7 separate regions of the Mus musculus genome follow, and regions 2, 3, 4, 5, 6 and 7 are each linked to region 1. Evidence: chromatin loops called from intact Hi-C (ENCODE). Cell type or tissue: gastrocnemius. All regions are shown on one strand. Each heading gives the region's core, and the rest is flanking DNA. Links, peaks and the distances in the headings are about the cores only.

Region 1 (4,329 bases), core at 260-4,259:
GACCCTGGCCTCCCCTTCACTTTCCTTAATAGGCAGTTTGTTGCATCTCAGCTCCTATCGTGATAAGCTACTTGTCACAGATCCAGAGCCACTGGGCCCACCAGTCACAGAGCTACATCTAACCAGCTTTTTTTGTGTGTATAGGTTCTAAAATTTTTGTCTCCAAATTTGTAACACTAGGGGCCAGTACTCTAATGTCCGATGCAGGGACATATACCCAGTCCAGTCCACAGCAGCCAGCTGCTCTAGGCCAGTCTAGTTTGATCTCTTGGAGCTTGCAAGGTTCTGCCTCTGAATCACAGTGCCTGCATGAGCCACGAGCCACATACGTATTTCAAGAGAAGTCACGTACATAGTATGTCTCAGGGCAAAACAAAACAAAACAAAACAAAACAAAAAAAACCCAAACTGACAACAACAACAAAAAAACCACAAAAGGACTCTGTGATCGAAGATTGGTGATCTCCTTAGACCTGAGCCATCTAAGCGTGTGAGGGGGATCTAGTAACTTTGCTAGCTGGCAGAACACAATCACCCCCAAAGTCTTCCCTTCTTGGGCACCTCCTTGGGTGTCACTCTTGGTGCTGATAGGAAGTTCTCTGGCTATTTTCTCTGCCAGCTTCTGTGTTCAAGGGAAGGGTAGACAGCATCACCAGGATGGAGCCTCACCCATTACAATCCTGGCAGCCTACTCTGGAACTGCAAATAAAACATGATAGAAAATAAAGAGGCTGCAGAGTCAATAGCAAGGGACTATGGCCAGGAACCATGTTGATTTGAAAGTCTCCCAGGTATGATGTAGACTGAATTCCCCCTGCCCCCACCCCTTCTCTCTTTCTCTTTCTTTTTTCAAGACAGGGTCTCACTATGTAGCCTTGGCTGACCTGGAACTCACTATGTAGATCAGTGCTGGGATTAAAAGTGTGTGCTACTACACCCAGCTACCCTCAGGTTTCTTAAAGTACTAATAAGTAAGCTATTACTTAATTTAAATTTATATTTATGTGCTTACCCTGTGTGTATGTGTGTGTGCGCGCACGTGTGTGTGTGTGTGTGTGTGTGTGTATGTGTGTGTGTGTGTTCAGGCATCCAATAAAGCCATAACTCCCTGAGCCCCTTACAACCAAGTAGGTTCATATGACTAATTCTGGACCAAGAATGTGGGCAGAGATGACTCAGACTACTTCCAGGCCCAGCTCCTAAAAGACCTTCCTGAGGTACCATTTCTGCTATCTTAGTTTTGTTTGTTTGTTGTTGTTGTTGTTTAAATGAATGCTGAGAGCCAGTAGTGACCTGCAAAGACCTTAGGTTCTGCTGAGGTCACTAGATAGAAGCCAGAGGGTTTCTGGGTGTCTGAGTGAGGCCTCCCTCTTTTGTGTTGAATGAGAACAAATAGGAGACCACAGAACAAAGCAACCCGCCCTAGCTAACAGGATATCTGAAGGCTTCTGCCTCAGCCATCCACTTTCTGGGAACCTCCTACCTGTAACCCTAGATACCTGTGTGGTGCTGTGCTACAGAAAGGGGCAGACTGACCTCCCGTGGGGTCTTTACTGAGAAGGAAGCGATCATGGCCAGAGAGACCCAAAGGTTAGCCCTCGAAATCAGTCAGGTGGTGCGCTGTTAACTCTCACAGCTGTCATTCCCTTGAGCCCTCTGGGTTTAGTTTTGCCTTTCTGCACCAGAGGCAGGGAGGAGTGGAGAAGGCCCCAGAGCTCCACCTCCGAGCTGCTCTACTACAGGTACCCCTGGCAGCCTCCTGAATAGTAGGAGTTCACTCACATGTTTTTGTGGAGGAGGATTTGAAGGAGGGATTTGAGTTTTTCCCTAGAGACGCCAGAGAGACAGTTTCATCTCTGCACAACAGGCTCGCCCAGCTCCTCATATAAGCTGTTTCTGTGGTTACCTGTCTTCTGGGATATTTGCAGTGGGTGGGCATGGCAGGTGCGATCTGCCAGAGTATGCTGGGAGTCTGAAGGAAGCACCACTGGGACCCACAAGGCCAGATGTCCCTATTATGGGAGATGTCAACCAAGCCCCCGCCTCCTCACCAGGAAACTGAAACCACACTGAATGTCAGGGAGGCAAAGACCCCAAGAAGGATTCTGGATCTCCTCGTTGTCCAGTTTATTGGTGAGGAAACCGAGGCTGAGGGAATCCAAGGGTTTTCTTGGCAAGATGGCTGGATGAGTTAGCAGAAGTAATTACAGCTGGAACGTAGGTCTTCCACCTCCAGGCCAAGCTCTTCTCTTAAACCACGCGCAGGAAAGTGGGTGACAGATGCACACGGGACTGATGTGGAGAGGGAGGAGATCCTTGCAGGCATCCCAGATGGTCCTGGGGAGCCTAGGGCAACTCAAGCCTCTTTTCCACTTCCCTGGCCATTGGGACTGTACTTCCTTCCAAGTACGGCGGGGGCGGGGGCGGGGGCGGGGTGGGTGGGTGCTGGCGTAAGGCCGGCCCTTTTGGGCACCGCCTCTCGGCCTCTCCCCACCCGCAGGCCAGAGGCCAAGGGTTAGGGAGGTGGGGCCAGTGCTCGGCCCCTCCCCTGCTCTCCTTCCCCTTCCACCCCCCCAGAGTCTCCCCGTCCCGAGTCCCAGTGGCCTTAACACCCATCGTATCCTCTGCTGCGCTGAGAATCTGCGAGTGATCAGGGAGCTATATGGACCAGAGTGGGCGCACCGAGGGTCCAGCAGCGGGTGTGGCAAAGGGCGGGGGCGTGACCAGGCTGCGGCTGAGGCGGGGCTAAGACTGGGGGCGTGGTCGAAGCAGGAGGCGGGTCCGTTGGAAACTTGAGTGCCCGCCCTTGCGATGCGCCCCGCCCCGGCCTCCGCCTCCGGGTCCCGCCTTCTCTTCCCTTCCTTCCCGGGCTGGCGGCGGCTGCGGGTGGTGGACCTGCAGAGCGGCCGTCGCCCACACCTCGCTCTCTCCTGGGCCGGCGGATCCTTTTGTCTCTCCGAGCGGCGAAGGTCGCAGAGCAGGCGCGGCGGCTGCGGGAGCGCAAACGCCCGCTCTCTCGGTCACCTCCCCAGCCTCGGCCACCGCAGAACTTGGGCTCGAGAAGCCAGCGGACCGCGTCCAGCTCCAGAGCCGGTAGGAAAGGGGAAACTGCGGGACTGCGGGGTTGCATGGAGGGAGCGTGTGTGACCCGCTCGCTGCGACCCGGCTGTGAGTGAACGGGTGTGTGTGCGCCGGTACTGATGGTGCCTGTTTCTCTGCGTAGTGGGCTTGCAGCTGACCGCGGACGGTGGCGTGGCTCTAGAATGGCGTGTCCTCGTGGGGATCGTTGCGCTCGATGGGATGTGCACTTTTCAGACTACGTTTGTGGAATTGTGTGTCAGGGCACAGTTGCCGGTGGGGATGGGGACTAGTGCTGGCGGGGTCGAGGGGGGAGCCGCTGTGCGCAGAGTGGGGGTGGCGGGGTGGGCGTGGGCGGTCTGCCCGGGCAAGCTGAGCCCCCGGTTGGTGTCGCTCCGCGCAGTGCGTAGCTCAGGAACCTGAGGGTACGACTAGAATCCGATGGGCAAAGTGCCTGCCTGGTGGCAGCGGGCGTTGACACCCCTCACGGGGTGGGGTGGGGGCGGCAGGTCCACAAGGTTCACTTGGATAATTGTGAGCTTTGATGAGGGATGGGGACCCGCTTGGCTGTGTTCAGCTCTGGGACAGTGGGAAAGACCAACCCAGCCCTGGCCTCGCCGTGACCCGCCCTGAGACCTGAGCCTGACTGAGATGGGCCACCTTTTTGAGTCGCAGTTGGCGTCTGTATCAAGTGAGGGCGGCCCCTCAGGGGCTATCTTGACAGTGTGAGAACGTACTACACGTAGTTCTTGACCCAGAGTCTTGCGCACAGTAGGTGCTCTTCATTGGATTCTCATCTCTTTAAATCTTTTTCTGCCTTTATTGAGGATGACGCTCTCATTTCCTCCTATACGGTGGTTTGTGCCTCCTTCCTTGATCTAACTTCACAGCGAAAGCTTGGAGAGATTGAGAAAGTTTAGGCGGCTGGGTGCGTTGCCTTCTCTCCGCACCTTACTGGCTGCTTGACACGGCCTTCGGGTGTGCGGGGAGCTCGCAGCGTAGGGCGCTAGCCCGGAAGGCTCCTGCGCCCCGGCAGCGTTCCGGAAGGCTGCGACTACAGACTCGCGAGCCCTTTTGTTCAACAAGTGCTTGGAGGATGTCGATCTGGAATTAGAGTTGCGTTGAGAAAGTGGCCGGCTCTGTAGACTGGCAGTCTGGGGTTTCAGGAACCTTTCTTCCCGGCCTGGTCATTCAGGAAGCCACCCTCTATTCTAACCACTAACAAGTCCACCCAGAAGAGGGTGTTCGCCA
Region 2 (4,329 bases), core at 94-4,093, 140 kb before region 1:
ATGTGTGTCTACATGTGTGTATGTACCATGTGGGTTTTGCCTGAGGAGCCCAGAGAGGACATCAGATTGGGGGGGGGGGAGTTCCAGAACATGGGTCCCCCACAAGAGCAGCCAGTACACTTAACCACTGAGCCATCTCTCCAGCCTCCAAATAGATTTTTGGTTTTTTTTTAAACAAAAGTTTTTGACCTGAAGAAACCATTCTTTTTCATCTGTCTGACTGGCAAAGGCAGAGTTCCTCAGCCCTGATGGAGTGGTTGCCTAGCAGACTAAAGCCTGTGCGTTTCTTGCCATGAAAGGAGTTGAGTTCTGGAAGACAGGCATGCTCAGACAGGCCAGGGAGGCTGCTTTGACTTAGCTCTCAAAAACTAAGTTCTAAAGAAAGTCAGCAGGATCCAGCTCTGACCTTGAGTTTATCATCCTCCAGCTGCCTCAGTCTCATGAGTGTTAACATTGCACCCAGCGACAGTATTTTTTTGGCATATGTATATATGTGTATGCTTGTATGGGTGCTTCTACGTACTTGTGTGGAAGCCAGAGACTGATCTCTGATCTCTTCCTTGAATACCTCCAGTTTATGTATATGTGATATATCAGGAGAGGGGTGGGCAGTGCCAGAGGAGACTTATCAGATGTCTTGTGTCATTTGAAGTCCCTTGAAAGAAGTTGAACCTGGAGCTAGGCTGGCAGCCCACAAGCCCCAGTGATCTACCTCCAACACACTAGTGGCCACCAAGCTAGAGATCCTCTGTCTCCTCCAGAGGCCACCCCCTTACAGTCTCCTGCCACCTGGTTTGTATGTGTGTGCTGAGATCAAACTTGAGACCTCATGCTTACAAGGCAAGCACTTTTCTCACTGGACCATCTCACTAGCCCCTGAAACTTTGTCCTTCTCTGGTTCATTCCCTGCCCAAACAGCAGCAGGCAGGGGCAGCCCAGAGCACTTGCCCTGGAACAGCCCTGGATTGAGAGCCTGGAGCCGGACAGACCCAGCTGAGATGGCCCTATCCTTGCTAGGCACAGAGTACCTCTCGATGCCTTATCTACAGTGGGAGTGAGTCAGAGTACCTCTAGGACTTGCCCCTAGGTGGGGATTGCAAAGCCCAGTATTAAGTGGAGGCACACATTTTACATATCAAAGCAGACCTGACCTCCAGGTTCCTACCTGGCATACACTGCCCCCAACCCTGAACTTTGCAGCCCAGGGGCTGGGCTGCCCTTTCCCAAGAGAGGCTCTTCTATAATCCAGATATTTTGTGTGTTCTCCCTCTCCCTCTCCCTCCTCCCCCCTCTCTCTATCTCTCCCCTTCTCTTCCCCCTCTGAGAGTGGCTTCCAATAAACCTGCCTTTAATATAATCGACTCTGGTCTGAATTGGCACATTTCACGGGGGGGGGGGGGGAGGAGGCGGGAATAACCCATCAGTGACAAGACAGGCAAACCTTTCCTCTCTCAGGTTGCTTTTGGCCAGTGTTCTGTCACAGCTACAGAAAAATGAATAGCTAGGATATCCCTAGCCACACACCTAAAACATTGCTGCTGGTTGTGAGAGAAGGGTTTTATGTAGGCCAGGCTGACCTCAAATTCAGATCCACCTGCCCCTACCTCCCTAGTGCTGGCGTTAAAGGTGTCCACCACCACTGTTCAGCTGACCTAAAGTGTTTCTTAGGTGAAACCCGCTAGGCCGCCATGCTTGACAACCCGTTGGGAGAAGGCCTAGGAAGCTGGGCTGAGTATCTGGGCAGGAGTGTGCCTCTACTAGGTAGCTGGGATGCTAAAGCCGGGGCTGCCTGTGATGTGGCCTGTTCCCTCCTGTTTCCAACCTGCCTTGGCAGCTGTGCATGTTCAGCTCTTTGATTTATAGGCAGAGAGGCCACATTTGGCAAGTAAGTTTTAAGATATTACTTGGAACCTATTAAGAAACATTATTTGTGGTTTATCTCATTTAACTCGGCAGCTTGACGGGGCTTCTGAGTCTTAAGCACCAGGATCCTGGCCCTGGCTTCTGTGGGCCTCAGCATCCTTATGAGTCAACGGGCAACGGGCACCGGAGACAGAAAGCCAGGCTCTCAAGACTCAACTTCTTAGCTGCGCAGCCTCGGACGGTGCTGGTCACGGCCACCAGGGGGCAGCAGCATCTAGTGTTTAAGGTGTGGCTCGTTGGCTAGGGGCCAAGCTCCACTCTGAAAGAAGACTCCAAGCAGACTTGGTCCCTCTCCAGATTCCCCCAACCCTCATCCCTGTCTCAGTAGGACTTCCAGGGATCTCCAGTGGGTCGTCTTCAGCCTCTGTTTCGCTCTCTCTCTGCCTGTCCCTTCAGTGGGTAAAGCCTGTAGCCATGGCTTCCTGAAGTATCCCAGGCCTACTCCTGTGCCCACATTATATTTGTACATGCAGATCTGGCCTACCTGTCCCATGTGCCCTAAGAATAGGGTCTAGCAATTGTGTGTCTCCGCATAGCTGTCTCTGCTAATTGGCTCTGAGCCAGAAGCAGAGCCCACTTAGGCTCTCCTCTGCATGGTCCAGCCCACACCAACCGTCCACTCCCATCCCCAGTACCTGACCCTCTCCTTTCATCCACATCCCTGCAGAAGCCAGAACCTTGTGGTACCCAGGGCATCACACTGGGCTGTTCAGAACCCAGCTTTCTGGACAAACAGCTCCCACGGAGGACAGAGGCCTGGCCTGAGTCATGTGACTCGTTCACAGCCCATCAAACTTGCACCTGAGTCTCACAGAAAACTGGAGATCTTGTTTGTAGTCCGGTGCTTTTGAGTCAGGGCACAAGAAGCCTTGCTTGGAAAGGTAAACTACAGGTCAATCTATATCATAAAGGACACCATGCAACCACTAGAACTGTATCCTTCCCCAGGTGCCTGCATAGGACAGCAGAGGTTCTGGGATTCCAGAGGCAAGAGAGCAGGACCAAGAGGCTCTTAGGAGGCTCCGCCTCCCTCTCATCTCCCTTTCCTTCTCCTCTTCCTCTCCTCCTCCTCCCCTCCTCCTCTTCCCCCCACCCCCCTTCACAAGAGTCTGCTTCCAGAAGGAGAGCGAGCCTGTCAGGAGCCTCTGCTGTATAGGTGAGAGTGCTCATTCTGGGGTCCTTTCCTCGATTGTGAGCTGTGTTTCTTGGAATGCAGCCACCATCTTTGGGGGCACTCCCCTCCCCTTTCTCCTAGGCACAAGTAGACTGAGGAACCACATAGATTTAATGCGTTCCTGACAGGGCAGGGTCTGCGAGGACCCTCAGATCCATGTCTTAATCTGTACAGAAGGAGCTGTAACCTGTGTTTGCCTTCTTAATTTTTTCTTTAGATTGCTTGTTGTTGAAAGGGTGTCGTTTTGTTTTGTTTTGTTTTCTGTGTAGCTCACTCTGTAGACCAGGCTAGCCTCGCACTCAGAGATCTGCCTGCCTTGGCCTCCTGAGTGCTGGGATTAAAGGTGTGTGCCACCACTGCCACCACCTGGCTCCAGGTTGATTTTATGCATGGAGTAACTCAGTAAGTACACAGTAGCCCTGGCAGGCCTGGTACTTATATGGCCAGCCTGGGCCTCAAACTTCTAACAATTCTCCTGCCTCAGGTTCCTGAATACTGGAATAAGACAAATCACTACAATGGTGCACATGGTGTGTGTGTGTGGGGGGGGGGTGTGTGTGTAGAATTTGCCCCTTATCTTGAGATGAACACTAGCCTTCACTTGCCTTCAGGCTTGTTTGTACTGGAATCACTGTTGGCTCTGGGTCTCTGAATTACAGAGCTGATGATCCGAGGGTTCTCTAGGCTTCACCTGTACTGATTCTATGCCACACAACCAGTTAGGGAATCAACAGATTAACACTCCTACTCATCTCTCCCATCCTCCATTCACTTTGTCATCCGTCACATTCATTGTGCTGGTTAGTTTTCTGCCCCCCTGACACAAGCTGTGGTCATCAGGCAGAGGGAACCTCAACAGAAAATGCCTTCATCAGATTGGCTACTGGGCATGTCTGTGTGGCATTTTCTAGATTAATGTTTGATACAGGAGGCCCCAACCCAATGTGTGTGGTACCACTCCAGCAAAGGTGGTCCTGCAAGGTGAGAAAAACACGAGGCATAAGCCAGTAAGCAGATTTCCTTAGGTGCTCAGGCCTCAGGTTCCTCTTCTCAATCCTCTACATGATGGATTATAAACTGTAAGAAGAAATAAACCCTTTCTGCCCTGAGTTGCTTTTGATCATGGTGCTTATCACAGCAACAGAAAGCAAACTAGAGCAGAATTCTGCAGCACAGAGTGAGGTATTGCTATGACAGATCTGACCACGTTGGTGGGGTGTGGGGGGTGCAGA
Region 3 (4,329 bases), core at 76-4,075, 56 kb after region 1:
TCTCCTGGAGGGCTCCCCTGAACAGAGAATGAGAACCAGCCCAGTGCGTCCTCGGGCAGGCTCTCCCCTGGATGGCAGTGGTAAGGAAACAGGCCTTGCACAGGTCCTTGTGGGCCTGAGGTTTCTCTGCTGCTGGGCTGGCTCTGGGATCTTTTATCACCATTCAGAAGGTGGTTATATGGTGGTTCTGGAAGAGGCAAGTCCACCTGCCTCTTCCAGAAGACATCATCTTCAAAGATGAAAGAATGCACACAGGTGTTTCCTTGGCTCATAGTCACTCCTAGGAACCTTGTTGTCACTGTTGGCCATAGAGTGAGGGTATAGCAGTCTCTCACCAACTGGTCCAGTTGTAGTTTTGCTTTATAATCTGCTCAGTCTTCCAATGATGAGAGAAATCAAGACCATCTGCTCCCTGTGGGCTGAAGCACAGGAGGGAAGCTGTGTAGTGCTTTGACTGTGTAGCGCTGACATGGAGAGAACTTGATCAAAGACTCTACTAGAGTGTAGCAGGGCCAGCAGCGTGTGCTCACCACACACTCTATGCATCCCTCCAGGCACTCGGCACATATCCCGTCTCGATATTGTATCCAGGGTGGTGGGCTTAACACTGGGTGAGGTTTGAGCACTCAGAGGCTCCCAGGTGGGAGGTAGATGATCGAGCAAGTGCTGATCCAGGGGGGCAAGTGCTGTCATGAAGGCAGGGCTCAGTAATAAGTGTCACATGCTGCTCGGGACACCTGCACCTGGTAGTCTTCCTTCCCATCTGCCTGGATATCAGTAGGGCTCCCTCACTCCTGAGCATCTGGGTTGCCATCCCAGGTGCTTCAGGTAGTGTCCGTTTATAGAAGACACAAAGACAGCTCCCATTCCCCACCTAAGGACTGAACTACAGGTGGATCCAGAGCCACTGGTCAAAGCCTTGGCTCCCTGCTTTTTCCTGGCTCTTATCACACTAGCGACCCTAAGAGGAAGCAATCCGGTGCTGGGGAGCCTCCTTCCCCAGGCCGCTGCAAGCTCTCCCCAGCTGGTCTGCTCTGACACAGGTGCAGCATCAAGAGGCTCTAAGGGACATAGTCAGTGACAGATGAGAGCAGCAAGCCCCAGAACCGATGGAATAATCAGAAGTTCGTTGTAGGTGCCTGGAAAGAGGATGGGGTGGTGGGGTGGAAAACTGATTCTAGGCATGCAGCGAGCAGAGCCAGATCCCTGGACAGGGATGAGGAGCTACTGGGGAAACTGAGGCACGATATTGAGGAAGGTGTGACACAAGTCTCAGGCCCCAGCAGGCTCTCTGCTTCTGACACCCGTGCCTTCCCTCCATGAATAAAGCATGAGGCTGGTTGGGGGGGGGGTGTTGCTGTCATCATTATCATCTGACTCCATAATAGAAAAATTAAAATTTAAAGTGATGGAAAGTGACGAGTGACAGAAATGTTCCTAGAAACTGGAGATTGTGCGCTGAGTGGCTCTCGGTGAAGATGACATCAGACACCCGAGTCCCCAGGAGTGGGTTTTTAATGTTTCAGTATTTGAAGCCGAGGACACAGGAGCCTTTGTTCTCTGGGCCCCTGGGGGCCCTCAGTTCTCACTACCAGCCCCAAGAAGCAACTTCATCTCACCATGGTCCTATGCTTTGTGATACAGGCCTCCTCAGGGGTTCTAGCCAAGCCTACCCATGCCACCTATGGGGACCCATGCCATGCTCATGCCAGAGGAAGCCTAGGCCATTAAAAAGCTAGGTCACTAAAAGCCTTTCCAAATTGTCTCTAAAGTTCTCAGCCGGAATCCAATATTTGAACCCCAGGGTCCTTGGGAGTTTTGACTCCAGACTCACTTCCTTCCTGGGGTGGCTGCAGGTCCACATTGTGATGGATGTTGGCTACCAGCTCTGGTTGTTAGTTGTTTCAATGTTTTAAAACCAGGTCTCACCAGGGCTACAGAGAAACCCTGTCTAGGAAAACCAAAAACCAAAAACCAAAACCAAACCAAAACAACAACAACAAAAAAAACAGGTCTCGAAAGCCAAAGCCACTTTAACTCTTGTGTCCCCCCTCCCCTGTTCTGCCCAATCAGCGTTGGGAGTGCAGGTGTGTGCCTCTCTGTCCAGTACAGTGGTCTGTTTTCCTACTAGGGCTCTAGGAAAATCTAAAATGTAGCCAAGTCCTTAGTCCCCACCCACTCCCAGGAGCTCAGAGCGACCTGGCTGGGCCTGCCCAGTTCCTCAGGGCAACCACTTGTCTTCCGCTGGCCTGCTGGGCTCCAAATGTTACTGGGCTTCTTCCAAATCCTCTGCTCCTCCCCCCAGTCAAGCTGAGTCCTCAGGTCAGTGGGGCAGAATGCCAGAGCTCCAGGGACAAAGGGCTGCACAAAACACTTACTTTAATTAGAAGAATTATGTAAAACAGATCAGAAAGTTGGCAAAAATATAGGACAAAAAAGTCACTGAAGGCTACCTCCTGACCCAGCCACTCGTTTGCCTCACCCCCTGGTGATTTCCTCACAGAATTGGCTTGCACACCAGAGAGGTCACTATGGCCAGCCTTCTCGAGAAGGCTGGTGGGTTATGGGAGACACCCTTTTTCTTGGGGATGAGACAGTTTGTCTGCCTAGATGGAGGCAGTAAGTGGCCTCCCATTTGCAGACACTGATGTCCTGAGTTTAGATTCAGAACAAGACAAATACTAAATGTCACAGTTGCACAGAGTGAAGTGGGAGTGAGCGGGACAGCTGAGGTGGTTTCTTGTGAAGGAGCAGGTGTGAGGTCCAGGGAGGGATTAGGAGAGAGGAGTGGGGCAGACATCTGGACTCGACGGCATGGAATCTGTGCCCGACCACTTCCTTCCTGTGGTCATCCCCCTCCAGAAATCTGGAATCTTCTTGATTATTGGTGTGCAATCTGCAAGCCTCCCCCACCCCCACTCGAGGAGAGCTGAAGTTCTGTGAGATGTGGATTTCTGGAACTTCACTACCCGGAGCTGGACCATGGACCATGCTGCTGTAGGGAGGATGGAAGTGTGGAGAGGGGAACAGCAGCAATCATGTGTGAATGGTTCCACAGGCCATGGAAGGACTGTCAGAGTTCTAGGATGGAGGGGTGCTAAGCCCTCCCTCCCAATGAGCTGTTTATGATGAGCAAAGAATGCTGGAAAGTAGAGGAGGAGGAGGGGGGAGGGAGGGAAGGAGGAAAGGAGGGAGGGGAGGAGGGAGGGAAGGGGGATCCTCATTGTCCCAGCAGGAGCTGGGCTCTGCCCTGTCCAAGGGCTCTCTAGTGTGGGTGCTTACTCCCGGAGACCCGTGACCTTATCCTTTTCTTTTGCTTAAAGCCTGCCTTTTCATCTAGTAACATTGTATCCCTCCAGAGAATTCACTAAGCAGGAGGTGTAGGCTACAATCTGTCCTGTCTCCACGCCTACACTCCCTTGGGAGGCTGAGATAGATTTGAGGGTACTTGCGGGCTTTGATCAGAGGCCAGAGCTGAGGAGGGGCAGTTGTCTGTGTGTGTGAGGAAGGCAGAGAGCATGAGTCCAGCATTCATTCCTGTCTCATGCCCTTTGAGACACTCAAGGCAAAGCGGTTAGGGAAGGACACAAATTGTACTTTTTTTTTTGGTACACAAATTGCCTTTTTTTTTTTTTTTTTTTTTTTTTTTGTGGTGTGGCTGTTGGGACAGATTCAAATACGGAAGTGGCAATCAGACCTGGATGTCAGCCCCGCATTTTCCTCTTAGCAGCTGTGTGACCTTGGACAGCTATCCAATCTCCAGACTTTACTTTCTTCGTAGGACTGGACAGGTTCACAGGTTCACCCCTTCCCACTGAGTCAAAACAGCAAGCCACACTCACTGTAAACAAAGCTACTGAGCACAAGGGCACCAAAACAGCTGCCTTCTTGTCTGCCTTGTTTTATATCTTATAAACACACACACACACACACACACACACACACACACACACACACACACGAGAGTCAACTAGAAATCCAGCAATTAATAAGTCGGGAGAGTAATTGCTAGGTGATAAATATTCATATTTGCTAAACCACATATTAGCATAAATTTAAAAGATTTCTTTCTCCTGCTAAAATTGTTTTGGGTAGTTACAGAGCTGGGTACATTTGTCAAAACTAAATGGATTGTACACCTAGAAAGGATGAAATTTATTGTAGGTAGATTCAAAAATTTTTTTTCTTAGCTGGGTATAGTGACACATGATTGTAATGCTAGCAATGAGGGAGCTGGGGCAGGAGGATAATAACTTCTAGGCTGATATATATCCCTTTTTAATGCAAGCAAAAATACATGGAATTGACAAAGTAATTTAAGAGGATATA
Region 4 (4,329 bases), core at 204-4,203, 110 kb after region 1:
ACCCACTGAGCACCTGTCCTGGTGAGCACTGGAGACTCTGAGATTGGCCAGACATTGTCTTTGCTCCCACCTCACCTCAAGGAGAAAGGTGCTGTTGGCTAGAAGGTGTTTTAGATTTTGGACAGAAACGGTCCCTCAGGGCCAAACAGGGCATGTGCCTTGGCTAATGTCACCCAGCAAGTTCAGGTTCACATATTCAAATAATGGAGAGTAAGAGAATGGATGGATGTGTCTGCACAGTCTCTCTCTCTCTCTCTCTCTCTCTCTCTCTCTCTCTTTCAAGATTGATTTATTTTTTATATGTAAGTACACTGTAGCTGTCTTCAGACACCCCAGAAGAGTGCATCACATCTCATTACAGTTGGTTGTGAGCCACCATGAGGTTGGCTGGGACTTGAACTCAAGACCTTCAGAAGAACAGTCAGTGCTCTTAACCACTGAGCCATCTCTCCAGCCCAGGGAGTCTTCTTAAATGGGGAACCCAAAGATACCCAGGATTTGAGAGTACAGTGAGTGGTGGAAATAGGAGCACGGAAATGTGGCGGCTGAGTCAGGGAAGTCATGAGTTCTAGGACCACCTAGGCTCTATAGCAAGACCCCATCTCAAAAATCCAAAGGAGAGACCAAGTCTGATCTCCCAGATCCACATGGTGAAAGGGAAGAACTGACTCCCATAAGTTGTCCTCTGGCCTCCACCTGCATTTCCAATCCCAGCACTAAGGGGACCTGACAATCGATCGCATCAGGAGTCCAAGGCCATTCCTAGCTACATACTGAGTTTGAGACCAGCCAGGGATTCATAGTGAGACGCTGTCTCAAAAACAAAACCTGACAATTGTCATAGAAAGTACTAATTAGGACTTGGCCGTTAAGAGCACTGGTGGCTGTTCCAGAGGTCCTGAGTTCAATTCCCAGCAACTGCATGGTGGCTCACAACCATCCGTAATGAGATCAGATGCCCTCCTCTGGTGTGTCTGAAAACAGCTACAGTGTACTTACATATAATAAATAAATCTTAAAAAATAACAAAAGGAAGAGGGGGGAGAAAGATGAGGGAGGAGGATGAGGGAGGAAAGGGAAGGAGAAGAAGAAGAGGAGAGAGGAGGACGAGGAGGGAGGAGGAGGAAAAAGAGGAGGAGGAGGAGGAGGAGGAGGAGGAAGAGGGAAAAGAGGAAGAGGTGGTGGTTCTCCCATGCCAGGGCCATGCTGGCTCCTCTCTCCATGTGAATTGCTGAGTTCTGTCTCCCCACTGTGCTCTGTCACTGCCTAGTTCAAGGGGACAGGGGGAAGAAGATGAACAGTGCTTGGGGTTTCAAATGGCCCACAGTATCTGAGCCTGGGGGAGGCTGCTGTGACTGCCTCTGCTTCCTGAGTGCTGGGGCCAAAGGTTGTGCTTACTACAGCGCAATTTCCAGCCTCTAGAGACAGCTTTTGAGGCAGTCTTGATGTATAGCCAAGGCTGGCCTTGAACTCACACTCCTCCTATTTTCACCCTCTGAGTTCTGGGATCACACGTATGAACCTGCTGGCGCTAGGGTTTTTTCTTTCTTTAATATTGTATGTGGGGATGGAGTACACATGTCAGGAGTGCACTAGTGTAAACACACTTGTGAAAAACAGACCTCAACTTGAGTGTCAGTCTTCAGGTTCCATCTGCTTTGTTTTAGAAGCCACTGCAGTGCCCAGAACTTGCCAAGTAGGCTAGGCTGGCTGGCTAGAAAACCCCAAGGATTCCTGTCTCTGCTTCCTCAGTACTGGGATTCCAAGTGTGTGCCACCAAACCTGCCTAGGGATGAGATTACACATTATAGACTGGGCATCTCCCATAATCACTAATTTAGAAATTACCCTACCGTTGCCCTACAGTCCAATCTTTTAGGGGTATGTTTTTAATTGAGGCTCTGTCCTCTGATGACTCTAGCATGTGACAAGTTGACATAAAACTAGCCAGTACACTTTAATACATATATTCATACAGTACTTTAGGACTATACTAATTTTTCTGCACCCACATACATGTGTTTATACTGCCATGCATGTACACATGTATACACGCACTTATAGGAATATAGGTATGCATGTGTGTACATCCATCTTACTACTAGATATGACATGTGTGTGTACAAACTTGTGCACATATATTTGGTGCTATATCTGTTTGGGAGTACACATCTAAGCAGAATGGGTCTAAATGGATCCATCCCACACCTGCTACTTCCTAGTCCCTATTTTGCCTCACACTGTCCTCTGAGCTTTCTAACCTGGTACAGGTACTGGCTCCACAGCGCCACCTGTTGACCAACTTGTTTCTAGAGATAGATACATAATTGATAGGTTGATACTTAGATGATAGTTACATAGATACATAGGTTATAGATAGATAGATAGATAGATAGATAGATAGATAGATAGATAGATAATACATACATACATACATACATACATACATACATACATACATACATAGATGATGGGTAGTTACATAGATACATAGATGCCACTATGCATCAGAGAGGACCATGCATCAGAGGAGAAGTCCAGCGGATAGGGACACTACCAACACAGCCCCTAAGGTCACAGTGTCCCCAGATAGTCCCACAGTCTATTTTCAAATCTAAAGATGAACTTCCTGTCAGGAAGCCAGGGCCATTCAAGCAGGGGAGGAAGCACCACCCAAAAGGGACAAAGTCTTGGTGAGCCTTGCAGAATGTGGCTTTTGCACTTCTGTGGCTGTGGGTGAAGCTAACCCCAATCCACACCTTGCCCTATACCAAACCTTGTAGCTAGACAGTGTTGGAGACAGTGGTAGCAGAAAGCCCAGAGTGGGAATGTCAAGGCTGGGGGTCGGGGTGAGAGGATGGAAGAAGGTTGGAAGCAAGATGGACTCCTGAGCCCTCCTGGAGGTTCTAGCCAAACTTACCTGTTCTACTTCACTCAGTGGATTTTTAAGATTTATTTTATTATTTCAACTGTGGGCATGTGTGTACCCTAAATCTAAGAACCCTAATACTGACCATAACCCTCTAAAATAGCCTAACCCTGCTTACTGTGGGGGATATGTCTTAATTATACCTTTTGAAGTGAGAAACCATTTCTTAATCTTGATCTTTTGAGATGGTCAGATCCACCTTAAATCTAGGCAATAGATTCTTTTGGCATCCCACATACATAAAAGACAATGAACAGGGTTGTTCTTTCATTTTTTTATACTTGCCCTATTTTTGTATTTTAGAAAGGGTGATTTGCTTGTTTGATTTTTAAAATTGGCCTTGGAAAGTACTTATTTCTTCAGAATTCTGGTACTGTGAGACCCCGACTTAGAGTGTTTCTACCTGGAAGCCAGAGATGCAATAATTGTAGGAAGACCTACAAGGACATGGATAGACGCCAGAAAGGAGGCTGCAGCTCACTCCCCCCCACCCCCCGCCAGAAAGGAGCTGTAGCCAACTCTCCTCCCAAATTCTCCCAACTCTTCCCAACTCTCCTCCCACCTCCTCCCAATTCCTTAGCTAGCTGTTAAAAGCCCCCACTGTCACCTGCCCTGCATGGCAGAGGGACTTCATCCTCAGCTGATAATAAACCCTCTTGCAGTTTGCATCAGTTGTGGTTTTCTCTTGAGACATTGGGGTGTTGGCCAGCTCATCCCGGGACTTAAGTGGAGGCCCAGCTTCAGGGGTTTTACATGTGGGGGCTTGTCTGCAGGGATTTGTGACCTACCCCAGTTCTCAGAGACCCTGCTTGGAGGTAGGATCCTATCTTTGTCTATATCTTTGTCTATGTCTTTGTCTATGTCTTTGTCTGATGGTTGTGTTTGAATTCGGTATTTTCTGTTTGCCGTCGTCCGTACTCGTGAAAGCAACGAACTCCCTGTCTGGGACGGAGGGGAGGGTTACTGATAGACGTGTCAGGAGTAACCGGCTGCCACCCTGGGAGAAGTCCCAGGAGGTCTGAGGGAGCTCCAGGGACGCCTGGAGATTTCCCATCGGGGTGTCAAGTGAGAGTGTGCTCACTCGGCCATCTGTTCCTGTTACTGGGTGCCAAGTGAGAGGGTGCTCACTCGGCCATCTGATTGGGTCCTGGTCTCAGTTATTGTAATCTTTTTTGTGTGTATATATTGTTTGTTTCCCTGTATATGACTCTGACGATGGGACAGACTATTAGCACTCCCCTTGGAGTGACTCTTGAGCATTGGACTGAACTTAAGACTAGAGCTCACAATCTGTCTATGGATGTCAGAAAGAGATTTTGGAGAACTTTCTTCTCTATGGAATGGTCAGCTTTTGATGTTGGTTGGCCACCAGATGACACTCTTGATCTGATTGTGATTTT
Region 5 (4,329 bases), core at 213-4,212, 83 kb after region 1:
GAGTGATGATGGTTTAATGAGCATGACTTCTGTTCTTACTTCTTCCCGAAGACATTAGCCACGAGTCAAATAGCTTGTGAGCAATTCCCTGGAGGTTTTCTTTTGAGCTTAAAGAAGAAGAAGAAAAAACAAAACAAAACAAAACAACCTAATTTGTGGAGTGGGTACAGAAGCTATACTTGTAGCCCCCAAATTCACAGGGGTCTCTTGCCCTGAGGACAGATCCCTGTGTCAATACATAGCTACCTCATCTAATATTTAAGGTGACAGTTCTCTTGGTTGACTTCTGCCCAAGGCATATTATTAGAATGTGGCCGAAGCTCATTCACTGGGGGCACATGAATTCTATTGCTCCCATTCACTGGGGACATCATTCAGTCAGGGACCTGGGCAAAATGTAGCTTTCTGCTGTCGACTGGGAGCAGTGGACCTACCAGCCAGGAGGGTGGGAAAAGAACATTAATGTCTCTGAGGGGAAAGAGCCCTCTCATGTACCCTAGCAGACTGCTCTGTGGAGGAGTCGCATCTTAGAGCTGGGGTCTATCTGCTCAGGGCTGCACTGATCAAAAGCCTTTCGAGAAAGTATGTGCTTCAAGAAGTGCCCTCCCAGACCATCCTGAGGCTGGCAATGTTCAGGATATCTGGGCTTGTGCAAGTGTTTGAATCTGTCATTACAAGTGGGTATAGATCCCAGGCCTTTACATCTGTTGCTTCAGGTTTTTATTCTGGTTTTCACCCAACTTGAACCAACCTTCAAGAAATGAATCTGAATTCCTTGGGTTTGATGGTATTTATTTCCTCTTTCTTTCCCTAGCCTTCCCTCCTCCCCACACCCTACATCATCCGTTTCTCCATTCCTCTCTTACTCTTCCTTACCATCCCAGACTGCTCCGTGTTGTTCAGCTCCAGTCTACACTGTTCTGTTATTGTTGAGTAGTAGTGTGGGTTGTGAGTCCTTCATCGTCCCCCTTAGTGTGCCTGGAGAGGTAACAGACCCAGAGTTGGGTAGCAGAAACAGGCTTGCTGACAGTGGTCTCCCCTAAAATCTGAGCCTATGAGCTCTTGAAACTTAGCAGCTGTGAGGGGCCCCTGAGTCTGACCCTATGAACTGCCACTCCCGCCCCCAGGTAGATGTACCCCAGGTAACACATGTCTGCTCTCTCTGTTTCATAGTGACTCGCCTCTGAGCACACTGAGGCTTCCTCTGAGCATCCATCTTCCCTGTCCACCAGTCAGCATCTTCTCCATCTGCCCAGGGTTAGGGTCATTCGCTCAGCACATCTTCAGGCCAAGTCCATGCATACTTGGTAAAGGTGGCTGGATGAATGAATGAGCAAAGGACTCATATTCCTGTGTGTAAGAATAGCGAGTTCCCAGGGGGGATATCTTCCGGAGTCCTGTGTGGTGCTCTGAGGAGTCCTCCTTCTAACAGCTCTTCCTCCTGGGCTATCACTGAGGCCAGGAGGGATGGGAGCCTCTGAGTAGTCAGTGAGGTAACACATCACGGTGTTAGGGGAGGGGACTTGGGGTGTGTGTCTCTAAGCAATGTAACACATATAACATGATGTGTGAGTCACTGCCTGAGGGTCCCTATCCCTCACACTCCTATTCCTAAGCAGTAGGCATGGACTTCCCAGGATACCTGCTGCCATGAGAGAAGGGGCCTTCCTCCTCCTGAAACCCCACCCCTGTGTCTAGCAAGCCCTTGGTGCTTGGGCCCCTGTACTAGACCTGCCCCTCAGCAACAGGAGCCTCTGCGGTCCCTGCCCTGATGTCTGCCTGGCTACATCCTTCCTTCCCTCCCCTCTTTTCCTCTTTGAAGTACAGGAGTTAGGATGTCACTGGCCCTACCCAGGGATGCTTCCAGACCACAGTGACCCCAGGCTCTCTGCCAGCACAGGACACAGTTTTTAATGCCACTGCAGTAGGTATGACCTGCAAGAGAAGCTTTTCAGGTCGGTGGCTTCCCTCCTCACAGGGTGCTGTACTCAGATGGAGCTCATTGAGGAAGCCTGTGGTCTTTCACAGTAAAAGTCCTCCAATGTCCCCACCGAGCATTTGCCTGGTGGTTCAGTTTCTCTGTCTCCTCATAGCTTCTGTTTCCCTTCCTTTCATAGAAATAGGCTGTAAACTCCACACACAGGGACCTTTGCTCTTGGTTTACAGCTAAGGAGACAGGACTCAGAGAAATCAAGGTAGCAAGAACATATGACTAGAAGGGAAGGCTGTAGGCAGGGATTGACCCAGGGACCACCAAATCTGCATGTCCCATTGCAGCCTGACACAGTAAACTGCAGTTCCTTTTAGAGAGGGACACACATAGGCTCAGTCAGGAGCAATGAGAGATATTCTACCCTGCTCTTTGCGAGGCCTGGCTCAGCACCCCTGGGTTACTGCTGGACCCTCCCAGGAGTGTTGGGTGCTGGCCACTGGCCAGGGCAGCCTGAGTCATTGACCATGCAGAGCCAGTCCTAGAGGCCCCGTGCCATTTCCCCTATCCACTGGGGAAAGGCCATTGCTGGCTTCTTGGCCTGCAGCATCAGAACATAGTCCCAGCCAATCAGGAGGAGCCCATGTGTGAGTCATTCCATAGCTGGCTCAGGAACCCCAAAGAACCTGCTGCATCCAGCCGGTGGCCAACGTGCCAACCTGAGCCTGGGTGCTGAGCAGCAAGGCAGAGAAGCCCAGGCTGAATCCATCCCACTACAAGTGACTGCACAAGACGTCCATCTGTAGAGGGACTGGGGGAACAAATTGGAGGCCTCTAAACCTAACCTGCTTGCAGTAATTTCTTACATATCCTTCAAAAGAACACTTACAGCATACTGTCTTCCAGTAATTTCAGCAGACTGAGGAGTGTGTTAAGTTCAAGGCTGGCCTGGGTTGTATAGAAAGACTCTATCATAGCCAGATGGTGGTGGGGCACTCCTTTAATCCCAGTACTCAGGAGGCAGAGGTAGATGGATCTGTGTGAGTTCCAGGTCAGCCTGTCTACAGAGCAAGTTTCAGGACAACCAGGGCTACACAGAGAAAGCTTGTTTCAAAAAAAAAAAAAGACTGTGTCACATGAAAACGGGAGGGGGAGGGAGAGGAGGGAGGATAGGCTGGAGTTGGCTACGACTGTTGGTAGAATGCTTGCCTAAGATTCACCGAAGTCTAAAGTCTGTCCCTAAGTGCACCACAAATGCATGTGGTGGTGCATGGCTCTAACCCCAGCCCTTGGGAAATCGAGGCAGGAGGATCAGGAGTTCAAGGTCATCGTCCTTTACATAATGAGTTCAGTGTCCAGCCTGGGATACATGAGACCCTGTCTCAAAACCACAGGTGTGGACTCAGCCCACAGGAAGAAGAGTGTATAACACAGGTGTCTGTCCCTCTGGCTCAGCCTTGAGCTTCTACTGTATAGTCAAGCATCGATTGTATCCTGATATTTTGACTTGCTAATTCCCTAAGGTTTCTATAAAGCTGGACATTAGGTGAGGAACGTGAGGGCCTGGATCTGCCCTGTCTTTCATGTCTTTCCAGCTATCCCCATTGCCAGTTCCTAGTCTGCTTGGGTTGGTCGTCTTGGTTGTGCTCCATGTTAGCTGGCTGACCTCTGTCCCTGTGGGGATACTATCACTTCCTCATTGGGCAGCTGTTGTGTGCTGCAGGGCAGTGAGTTCTCCTTAGCTCTGGCCCTGGCACACACCCACACATTGCTTTTTGCTTTCCCCCATCCACCGCTGGGAACTGGCTGCCCAGATGTCCTGCTGGTCCCATACAGAAGCAGGGGCCTGTAAAAGGTCTGGTCTGGTGATGAGCATCTTTGATGATAATGACCTCATGGGAGGGAACAAAAAGCCTTACTTGGGACCCCATAGCTAGATTGCTGTCCAAAAGGAGGGACATCAGCATCCGGCAAGTGAATACCCCTGGTGTGACACATTCCTGAGTGCCTATTCTACTGTCACTATTGTGCCAGAATGGAGCTTTCTAGAAGACTAATTCACCCACATCCCTCACATTCCTTCCTGAGTCCCTAACCCTGGAGGTCACAAAGTGTTTGAGCCTTCAGGATAGGAAGAGTCTCTTGGGCCTCATGCTGAGTCTTTGAAATGTCATGCAGCCCCGATTCACAGTTATAAACAGTGTGTGTACCCTGCCTTGTTTTGGGGCACTGTGCGGGTTCATGGTGGCAAAGTATTAAATGCAGAAATGCAGGAAGCCGCAGTCTGAGAGGTGGAGTGCTCCCTGTGTGTAAGCATAAGGACCTGGGTTCAGATCCCCAGCACCTGTGTAAAGCGCCACATATGTCCTTGTTTGCTGTGACCCTGGCACTGTGGGATA
Region 6 (4,329 bases), core at 98-4,097, 330 kb before region 1:
ATTGGACATTATCAGGGAAGTTGACTGACACAAATATTAAGCATCCTTTTTTGTCTTGTCAAGCTGTTTGATTGTTTCTGTCTTCTTCGCTGGATTACTGTGACTCTTCTAAGGTATTTTAATTTCATTCTCTGTGGTTCTTTGATTTGAGGATAATTATCTTACCTCAGGACAGAAAGAGCACAAAGCAGTTGTATAAGGTGTGGCTATGCAACTTTGGTTTTGCATCATGCTAATTTTTTTTATAGGAACATATAAGCCTCGGGTCCGGTGTTATGACACATATCAGTTATCCCTGAAGTTTGAAAGGTGCTTGGATTCTGAAGGTAAGAGGCCAACCCTGAGTTCATAAATAGCTTTTCATAATTGTCTATTGTACTGCTCTTTAAAATGGGAGTGAGTAGTGTGGTATGTTTTGGTTGCTGTAGATTAAGTAGTTTAATATGATGCTGCACTTAATAGACCGCAACCTGCACTGGCCATGCTCTGGGCTGCGCACAGGGCTTCTCTCAGGGGATCTGCCAGGTGGGCTCTTACCTTTAAGGCTGGTCTAGAGTAGGCTTCCAGCCTCACAAAGGTATGGCTATGGGACTATGGGTCTGGAAGGTAGTGTCTCCCTTCTTGCTGGGTCTCAGCTGGACTCCATTTGCTTTATAAGGCTGCCAGCATTTTTTAAAAAAATCTTATGTGTATGGGTATTTTGCCTGCATATCTGTGCACTATGCATGTGCCTGATACCATAGTAGGCCAGAAGAGGGCATCTGATCCACATAGACTGGAGTTACAGATGTGGTGCATGTGGGTGCTGGGACTTGCTCGAACCTGGGTGTTCTGGAACAAATGCTTTTAACCACCGAGTCCTATCTCCCTCCCCGAGAGACTTCTTCTTTTAAGAGGTTCATGTGATTAAACAAATCTTCCCTTGGTCATATTGTATAATGGAACCTCAGGGAGCATCTACTCTCAGCAGGGGCCTGGTGCCCTGTGAAGGTCACAGGGGGCATTTTGAGAATTCTGTCTAATACAGACAGCAAGGTAAAATGGCAAGGGTCAGTTATTATCAGTTAACCAGTGTTTTAGGAACAATGGGAGAGAAGTAAATGGGATACAGCGCTGTGTAGAATAACCAGCATACCTTCCTAGTCTCACCCTTGCTGCTAGAGAACATAGAAACTTTGTATGCTATTAATAACACATCTTTTACAATGTTTTTGTGTAGAGGTAAACTTGGTATAGGCGAAGAGTTACTGTTGCCTTCTTTCTTTCTTTCTTTTTTTTTTTTTTTGTTTGTTTGTTTGTTTGAGACAGGATTTCTCTTTGCAGTCATGGCAGGTTCAGAACTCATTATCTAGACCAGACTGGCCTTAGACTCGCAGAGGTCTTTCTTTCTCTCCCAAGTGCTAGGAGTAAAGTCCTGCACCACCACAGGAACACCCAGCCTGGGGTCCCATTTTAAAGGCTGCTGTTTAGATTATATTTCAAAATCTTAAAACTACTAAGAACATCTCAGCAAAATTATGGCAAAAATGTTTAGGATCATCCTAAATTTACTTTAGTTCTGTTAAAAAAAAATCTAGATGTAAGTAATAACTTTCCATTTAGTATTAGTGGGGATGTTCTTCTTGTTGCATGGAGAGGTAGGACAAACACAGCAATTATATATAATTATTCACCAGTTAAACCAGTTAAGAGGGCTGGGGAGATGTCTCGGTGGTTAAGAGCACTGATTGCTCTTCCAGTGGTCCTGAGTTCAATTCCCAGTAACCACATGGGTGCGCAAAACCATCTGTCTGATGCCCTCTTCTGGTGTATCTGAAGAGAGCAATGGTGAATACATTTAAAACAAAAACAATTAGAATCCTCACCTGAAGTTTGTGGTTTTGTTTAAACACTGGTTGATAATTGTGGTTTTTTTTTTTTCCTATTTTTCAGTTGTCACCTTTGAGATTTTATCAGATGACTATTCAAAGGTATGTTTTATAGCATATTTACTTTTTATTTTTATTTATATGCACGTGTGTGTCTTTGACAGTGAACGCCGTGCATGTGCAGTTGCCCTTGGAAGCCAGAGGGGGCATCAGATCCTCAGGGGATTGTGAGCTGCTGATCTGATCCCAGGTTCTCTGAAAGAACAGCAAGTGCTCTTAACTGCTGAACTGTGTCTCTGGCTCTGGGACTTATTTTTGTAGTAAATATTTTTAAGATAATTCCCAGCGATAAAAAAAAAAAATCACTGTGTAATAATAGGTAATATATCATTTTCTGTCATTTTTCGGCCAAGTACATGTATGATGTACAGTATCTTTAAAAAAAGAAAAACAAAACACTGGGAGTGAACTTTTGCTCACCCTAACGTCAAGTTGGTTGTCAGTGTCTCCAGGCCTCACCTTTATTCTAAGGGATTGGTAGCAGTCACCCTTTGTTAGGTACCTTATGGTCGCGATCTGTGGTTCTGATTACTGATGTTAGCCTAGGCATGTTTGCCTTCGTCTCCTTATTTATACAAGATAAGGAAGCCAACAGTTTGTTCAGTTCTTGTAACTCATCAAGAGGGTGTAGTGTGCTGTGGTGCAGGTCTGAGCACAACTGAATAGACTTCTTTTCCTAATACCACCGGTCCATCTTTAACTTTTCGTGGTCATCTTCAGTAGTTTTCGATTCTTATGGTAGCCCTTTCTCAATTTCAAATGGAAATGATGGGAAGTACATGGAACCCTTAAGTATTCACCAGTTAAAAGGATTTCAACAAACATTTTAATGTCACATGCATCCTGAAACAAAGTTGAACTTGGTAGCTAACGTGGCTTCCCTTCTGGCTTCAGTTCCTCCAACTATGAGGCACAGATTGTCTTGTTAGCTGTCGCAGCTGTTTATCTAGGATTTTGGTATGGTGATTTTTATAACTTACTTTTTCTAGTATTGCTAGATATGCATTTAAATACTATGTTAGCTTTCCATGCACACCTCTGTCAAATGTGCACATGTGCACACACATGTTTATATTTGTACAGAGTGAGCAGGGGGAGAGATGAGAGTTCTTCTTGCTCGGGTTGTTTTAGTGATGACGAAAGTTAAGCAAACAAACCTTGATTTTTTTTTTTTTTCCTTTTCAGATTGTCTTCTTACATAATGACAGATATATTGAATTTCACTCACAATCAGGCTTTTACTACAAAACCAGAATTCCCAAGTTCGGCCGAGACTTCTCTTACCACTATCCATCCTGTGACTTGTACTTTGTAGGTGCAAGGTACTGATCAGATTATTTTTGCTTTCTCCTTTCCACCTCTCACACAGGTAGCTGGCTTCTCTTTTTAGATTGCCTGTAGACTTTATCTACTTAAGTGTCCTTAATAGAGAAAGTGATGTGTCATTACTGTGAAAGGGAATCAATCTTAGAAAAAGAGATTAACACTATATATATATACATATACATATATATATACATATATATAATAGCCTATGTGTTGATATGTAGTTTTTTTTTAAAGAATTATTTGTTTATTTTATATGAGTACACTATACTCATATATGAGGGCATCTGGTCCCATTGCAGATGGTTGTGAGCCACCATGTGGTTGCTGGGAATTGAACTCAGGATCTCTGGAAGAGCAGTCAGTGCTCTTAACTGCTGAGCCATCTCTCCAGCCCGATATGTAGTTTCTAGTAGGTGGAATTATAATTTTTTTGTCTTATTCAGTATCAATGATTAATTTCTCTGTGGACCATTTTGTCACTAATGGCATATGTAGTTGTAGAGTTGGGTTAAAACCTACTTAGAGGGCTGGGGATGTGGCTCAATGCTCAAGTTCTTTGTCTGCAAGCATGAGGACCTGAGTTACGATCCTCAGCATGGCAGTGCAGGCCAGTGACACCACTGCTGGACTGTGTAAGGAGATCCCTTGGAGCTGGGGTTGCAGATGGTTGTGAGCGGTCTGAGAGGTGCTGAGAACTGAACTTGGGTTCCTGTAAGAATCTCAGATCTTAACCACCAAGATGAGCATAGTGTATGCCTGTGAGTGAGAGCTGTCATGAGCTTCTGAAGTTTATACTTACTCACCCGAAATGCTTATAGTTCACCAGATCCTTTGTCCCTTGCAGCTCTGAAGTTTATAGATTAAACTTAGAACAAGGGCGGTACCTGAATCCTCTCCAGACGGACGCCGCGTGAGTACTCCAGTTCTACTGCTGCACGAATTTTGCCCAGGAGATGGAGCCAGAGGCTCGTGTTGTTATCAAGTGACCTAGTTGCATTAAACCAGCATCCTGGGCCATCATTTAAAAGAACATCATTAACTGCTCTTAATCAGAACTGAAGGTGGTGGTCCG
Region 7 (4,329 bases), core at 71-4,070, 76 kb after region 1:
TTACATCTTTAAGGGGATCCTGAAGTGCATCAGGTAGAATTACAGTCTGATCAGGTGACTCGGGGACACTTAGGTTGCTCTTGTGAGTTAGTAATCTTTCAAGACAGGGTTTCTCTGGCTGGCTTCGAATTCACAGAAATCTGCCTGCCTCTGCCTCCAGCGTGCAGGGATTAAAGGTGCTTGCCACCATGCCTGAGAGTTAGTAAATTAGTAATCTTGTTTGTAAGATTTTTCAGAAACCATCCAGAGAGGAGCCAGAGCATGCTCAGGGTCACCTGTGCTCCGGCCTTCCTCATGGTTCACTGCTGTTAGCGTTCTTACGGGAAACATCCCTATAAAAGAAATAGTCTTCTCTGTGTCGGCACCCTCTGCAGCAGGTGTTCATCACCCTGGAATTCTTGGTTCCCAGCAGGGCAGAGGCTTCATCTGGACTCTCAGCAAAGGAGCCATTCCTTTCCCACTGCTCCATAGCCTTCTCTTTTTTCTATCCTTCCTGTTCCATGTGGCTGAGGTCACACGGTGTGCCCAATGTGTGTCAAAGGTCACTTAGCTGCTGGGCAAGCTTGAAACAAGAACTTAACCATGGCTCTCCCCAGACCCAGCATGTCCCCTTTAAACTTGGGAACCTCTCTAGGGGGACAGGGGATGGCTGATACTAAGTGCTTTCTTGGATTGGGTGTGGTCCCCTGTACTGAGCTGGGATTGATGAGTGGTCCCCTGGTGGTCCTTAGAGCTGTTCCCAGAAGGCTGACATTGGGTTTTGTAGCTAGACAGCTAAGCCACCTCCAGCTGGTTGAGACAAGGCTCTGTCTAGAGCACTAGTTCTCAAGTTTCCAAGTGCTGCAGCCCTTTAAGACAGCTCCTCCACCATAAAATTATTTTTGTTGCTACTTAATAACTGTACATTTGCTTCTGTTATGAATTTAATGTAAAATCTGTGTTTTCTGATGCTCTTAGGCGATTCCCTGAAAGGGTTGTTCAGCCCCCAAAGGGGTCACAAGCCACAGGCTCTGGAGAACCACTGCTCCAGAGGAACAGAACTGATAGAATGAATATATGTTACAAAAGGGATTTATTACTCTGGCTTACACAATAAGGCAGTGTAGTCTAACACTGAAGAGGCTGAGAACCCTGTATGTTCAGTACATGAGGTGCATACCTTAGACGTCTCAGGGTGGTGTTGAAGATGTGGAGGGTTCCTAGACAGCTACTGCTCTTGAGCCTGGGCTTGGATAGGTTAGGGCTGGAGGGAACATTTGCCTACATGCACTTACTGGCAGTGAGGGAAGGCAGGCAGGCATAAGCTGCCCTGTATCTCCATTGCTCACCCTCAGGGAGGGTCTTACTCCTTCAGTTAATCTTCCAGGAAATAACCCTTACAGACTCACCCACCCAAAAGTGTGGTCCAGATCCAATCAAGTTGACAGCAAGGATTAGTGCCACAGGCACCAATAGCACAGTGTCTCAGGAACGAACGCTGGCAGGCTGGTGCTTACCTGCTCATCTCAGGGATGGTAGACACCCGCCCCACTCCATACCTAGGCCTGAGTGCATATTCACACCCGTAAAAGAGGGTGGCATGCTTGTTTACTGAATCCTTGGTAATTTTTTCACTGAACCCAAGAGAACTTGGACCCTCTGCAAGAGCAGTGCACACTCCTCACCACTGAGCCCTCTCTCCAGCCCACATTTGTAAGCTCTGTATAGGTTAAAGTGTTCTTCAAGGGAGCCATCTTACTTAGTGCTGTTGTCCATTGTTCTCATTTGTTCTCCTGCCCCCTCCATAGGCCTCCTGCCCACTCCAGTAGGTTCCCTTCCTCTCTTGTTTTGTCCCTTCAGCTTTCATGTCATGTGTATCCTGTTACCTCTTCCTCCCATAGAATCCTTTCCTCTCAGACTCCCCTTTCTAGTTTCAACACACACACCACATACACCACACACATACCATAAACATACATACACACATACACATATATGCACCACACATACACTACATACACACACACACACACACACACACACACCACATACATACATTCACACATATATACCACACCTACATACCTACACACACTACATACTTACATTCACACACATATACACACACATACACCACACATACACATGCACACACATCATATACATACATCCACACACACCTCCCTTTTTGAGTCTGGTTCATTTTGCTTGACAATGATTTCCAGTTCCTTCTGTTTCTGTGCAAGTATCATGATTTCACTTTTCTTCCTGACTGCATGAAATCATGTCATGTGTACACCCTGTGATCAATTTGGTTAACAAGAATGAAAAGCAGAAAGCAGGGCCTGAGCTTTTGAATTTGCCAAGAGTGACATGGCATGTCCCAGAGTCTCTTCTCCCTCAGTGAGCCCCTTGGAGCATGGCCCTTGGCCAAGGTTGTGGGGAAGGCAGAATGAAGAAATCACTAGCTGACATTGTATACCTACTTGCCTGGTGATTTCTGCTGCAACCACCAGGTTGTGTGTCTGATGACCTTCCACAGGTTCCACCATCTGCCTGCACTTTGACCCCATGAGTGTCAAATCAGAACTCCTGGAACCTATTAAATCTGGGGGCTTTGAGACACTTTGAGAAAATATGGACAAGGTGGAGCACGGGGTATCCGAGGTCAGTGAAGCTGGTCTGTATACATTGTAGAGGACATGGATCTGTGAACCCAGAACATGCAGCTCAAAGCATGAATGCTGTGTAGGCTGTAGACAGAGTGAGGGCAATGATTGTCCATGCTACAGATGCCCCATTCTGGTGGAGGGTGTTGACCAGATGGGCCCAGGGAATGTTTCTTTGCCCTCCCTGTACTCTCTCTCTCTCTCTCTCTCTCTCTCTCTCTCTCTCTCAGTTCTCTATGAATCTAAAACTGCCCTGAAATAAAGTCTGTTAAAAATACATATGGGACCTAAGGAGCTGAAGGGGTTTGCAGCCCTATAGGTAGATCAACAATATGAACCAACCAGTACCCCCAGAGCTCCCTGGGACTAAACCACCAACAAAAAAGAATCCCATGGCTCCAGCTGCATATGTAGCAGAGGATGGCCTAGTCAGTCATCAATGGGAGGAGAGGCCCTTGGTCCTGTGATGGTGCTATGCCCTAGTATAGGGGAATGCTTGGGCCAGGAAGCAGGAGTGTGTGGGTTGGGGAGCATAGGAAGGGGGGGAAGTGATTGGTGATTTTCGAAGGGGAAACCAGGAAAAGGGTTTAATAAAAAATACATATGGGCACTGGCAGGGTGGCTCCGTGCTTAAGAGTTCTTACTGTTCTTTAAGCGGACCCTAGTTCAGTTCCTCCCATGTTGAGAGGCTCACAGTCACCGGTAACTCCATCTCTGGGGGATCAGGTGCCCTCTTCAGGCCTCCACGGGCACCTGCACTAACGTGCATATTCCCACACTAATGTGCACACACACTCAGTTTTTCTTGGGGCAAGTGAAGGGATGTTGTGAGCTCACCCAGATGCCAGTGCCCCACGTGACCTGTGGTCTTCTTTCCCAGGGGAATGGTCTAGCAGCTTATCGAGCCTGTGCATCATCCCCCAGCAGTTCTGATCCTGCTCTGCTTTGGCCTCCATTTGGCCGTAGGTAAGTCACCGTGAGGCCAATAGGCCTACAGAGCATTAGGACTGTGGATGGAAGGGGTGGCATTTGCAGAGACTGTGGGTTCAGTCTCTTCAGTGATCTCAGAGGACAGGTCAGGAAACTGAGGCTGAGAGGTAAGAAGAACCCTGTAAGTACAAGGATGAGCCAGGCCTACTTAACCATGAGGCCAGCATCACCACCATTGTTTCAGAGATTGTGCATGTGTCATGGTTCTTTCTAATCCAAATGGCTGCTCCCTCAAGAGGTCTGCAAGATGCAGAGGCAAATGTCAAGTGGTACTTCTGTCCCTGGTTCTGGTAAATGCAGCTAGTTCCCTAGAGACTTAGACCAGCAGTTCCCAGCAGACCTGGGAGTGGCTGGGTTTCCCCTCCCCCCTTCCCCCCTCCCCCCAGCTCCAGACACCCAAGCTCCTACAGCATTCATAGAGGGAATTTCATGGCACAGGGTGTCCTCAGGACTTCCTGTTGGTGGAGTTCCTTTCTGGCCCTCATCTCCTGGAGGGAGAGGATATCTCCTGCTGCCTTTTTCTTCACTCCCCCACATTCCATAGACATTCTGTCCAGGTTGTCAGTGAGTCTGAAGGAGATACCCAGAAAGAGGCCATTGTCTTCAGGTCCCCTCAATCGAAAATAGACACAATGGAATATGGTGTGCAGTGCTGAGGCTAAAGAGAGCAGTTCCTGAGTCTATATGACTG

Evidence for each region. Hi-C counts contacts between places; a loop is a spot of excess contacts. Peaks named below come from ENCODE experiments on the same cell type or tissue, not always from the same donor. Only the 100,000 strongest peaks of a DNase experiment are listed, where the experiment ranks them.
Region 2: it touches region 1 in a loop (3-fold over the local background); 10 of 42 quality-filtered maps call a loop at or near these places.
Region 3: it touches region 1 in a loop (2.5-fold over the local background); 12 of 42 quality-filtered maps call a loop at or near these places.
Region 4: a loop joins it to region 1, with 2.8 times the contacts of the local background. A loop is called at or near these places in 7 of 42 quality-filtered maps.
Region 5: it touches region 1 in a loop (2.7-fold over the local background); 9 of 42 quality-filtered maps call a loop at or near these places.
Region 6: a loop joins it to region 1, with 2.7 times the contacts of the local background. A loop is called at or near these places in 5 of 42 quality-filtered maps.
Region 7: a loop joins it to region 1, with 2.6 times the contacts of the local background. A loop is called at or near these places in 9 of 42 quality-filtered maps.

Annotation. Positions count from the first base shown.
Region 1 is chr12:17,687,954-17,692,282 of GRCm38, forward strand. Hpcal1 (hippocalcin-like 1) reads left to right here and starts at 2,856. Exons shown (of 5, transcript NM_001361645.1): 1 at 2,856-3,093. In gastrocnemius, for the core only: no CTCF peak of the experiment used is centred there; DNase peaks (open chromatin) are centred at 2,039, 2,789, 3,499 and 4,187; H3K4me3 peaks cover 2,310 bases; H3K27ac peaks cover 2,408 bases.
Region 2 is chr12:17,552,182-17,556,510 of GRCm38, forward strand. No RefSeq gene overlaps it. Among named protein-coding and RNA genes, the nearest start is that of Gm36862, 2.6 kb to the right of the region's middle. In gastrocnemius, for the core only: a CTCF peak has its summit at 2,122 (motif pointing right); DNase peaks (open chromatin) are centred at 2,141 and 2,475.
Region 3 is chr12:17,744,633-17,748,961 of GRCm38, forward strand. All of the region lies in intron 1 of Hpcal1 (hippocalcin-like 1), which reads left to right. Among named protein-coding and RNA genes, the nearest start is that of Gm51995, 9.5 kb to the left of the region's middle. In gastrocnemius, for the core only: no CTCF peak of the experiment used is centred there; DNase peaks (open chromatin) are centred at 2,301 and 2,857; H3K27ac peaks cover 2,503 bases.
Region 4 is chr12:17,793,818-17,798,146 of GRCm38, forward strand. No RefSeq gene overlaps it. Among named protein-coding and RNA genes, the nearest start is that of Gm40312, 19 kb to the right of the region's middle. In gastrocnemius, for the core only: a CTCF peak has its summit at 2,286 (motif pointing left); a DNase peak (open chromatin) is centred at 2,284.
Region 5 is chr12:17,771,372-17,775,700 of GRCm38, forward strand. The region is part of intron 2 of Hpcal1 (hippocalcin-like 1); the gene reads left to right. Among named protein-coding and RNA genes, the nearest start is that of Gm51995, 36 kb to the left of the region's middle. In gastrocnemius, for the core only: no CTCF peak of the experiment used is centred there; a DNase peak (open chromatin) is centred at 2,515; H3K27ac peaks cover 619 bases.
Region 6 is chr12:17,354,989-17,359,317 of GRCm38, forward strand. It overlaps Nol10 (nucleolar protein 10), which reads left to right. Exons shown (of 21, transcript NM_001008421.1): 4 at 249-326; 5 at 1,933-1,970; 6 at 3,114-3,250; 7 at 4,102-4,167. It overlaps Mir3066 (microRNA 3066), which reads left to right and starts at 404; the gene lies at 404-486. In gastrocnemius, for the core only: a CTCF peak has its summit at 2,064; no DNase peak of the experiment used is centred there.
Region 7 is chr12:17,763,686-17,768,014 of GRCm38, forward strand. Hpcal1 (hippocalcin-like 1) reads left to right here. Exons shown (of 5, transcript NM_001361645.1): 2 at 3,529-3,614. Among named protein-coding and RNA genes, the nearest start is that of Gm51995, 29 kb to the left of the region's middle. In gastrocnemius, for the core only: no CTCF peak of the experiment used is centred there; a DNase peak (open chromatin) is centred at 2,397; H3K27ac peaks cover 731 bases.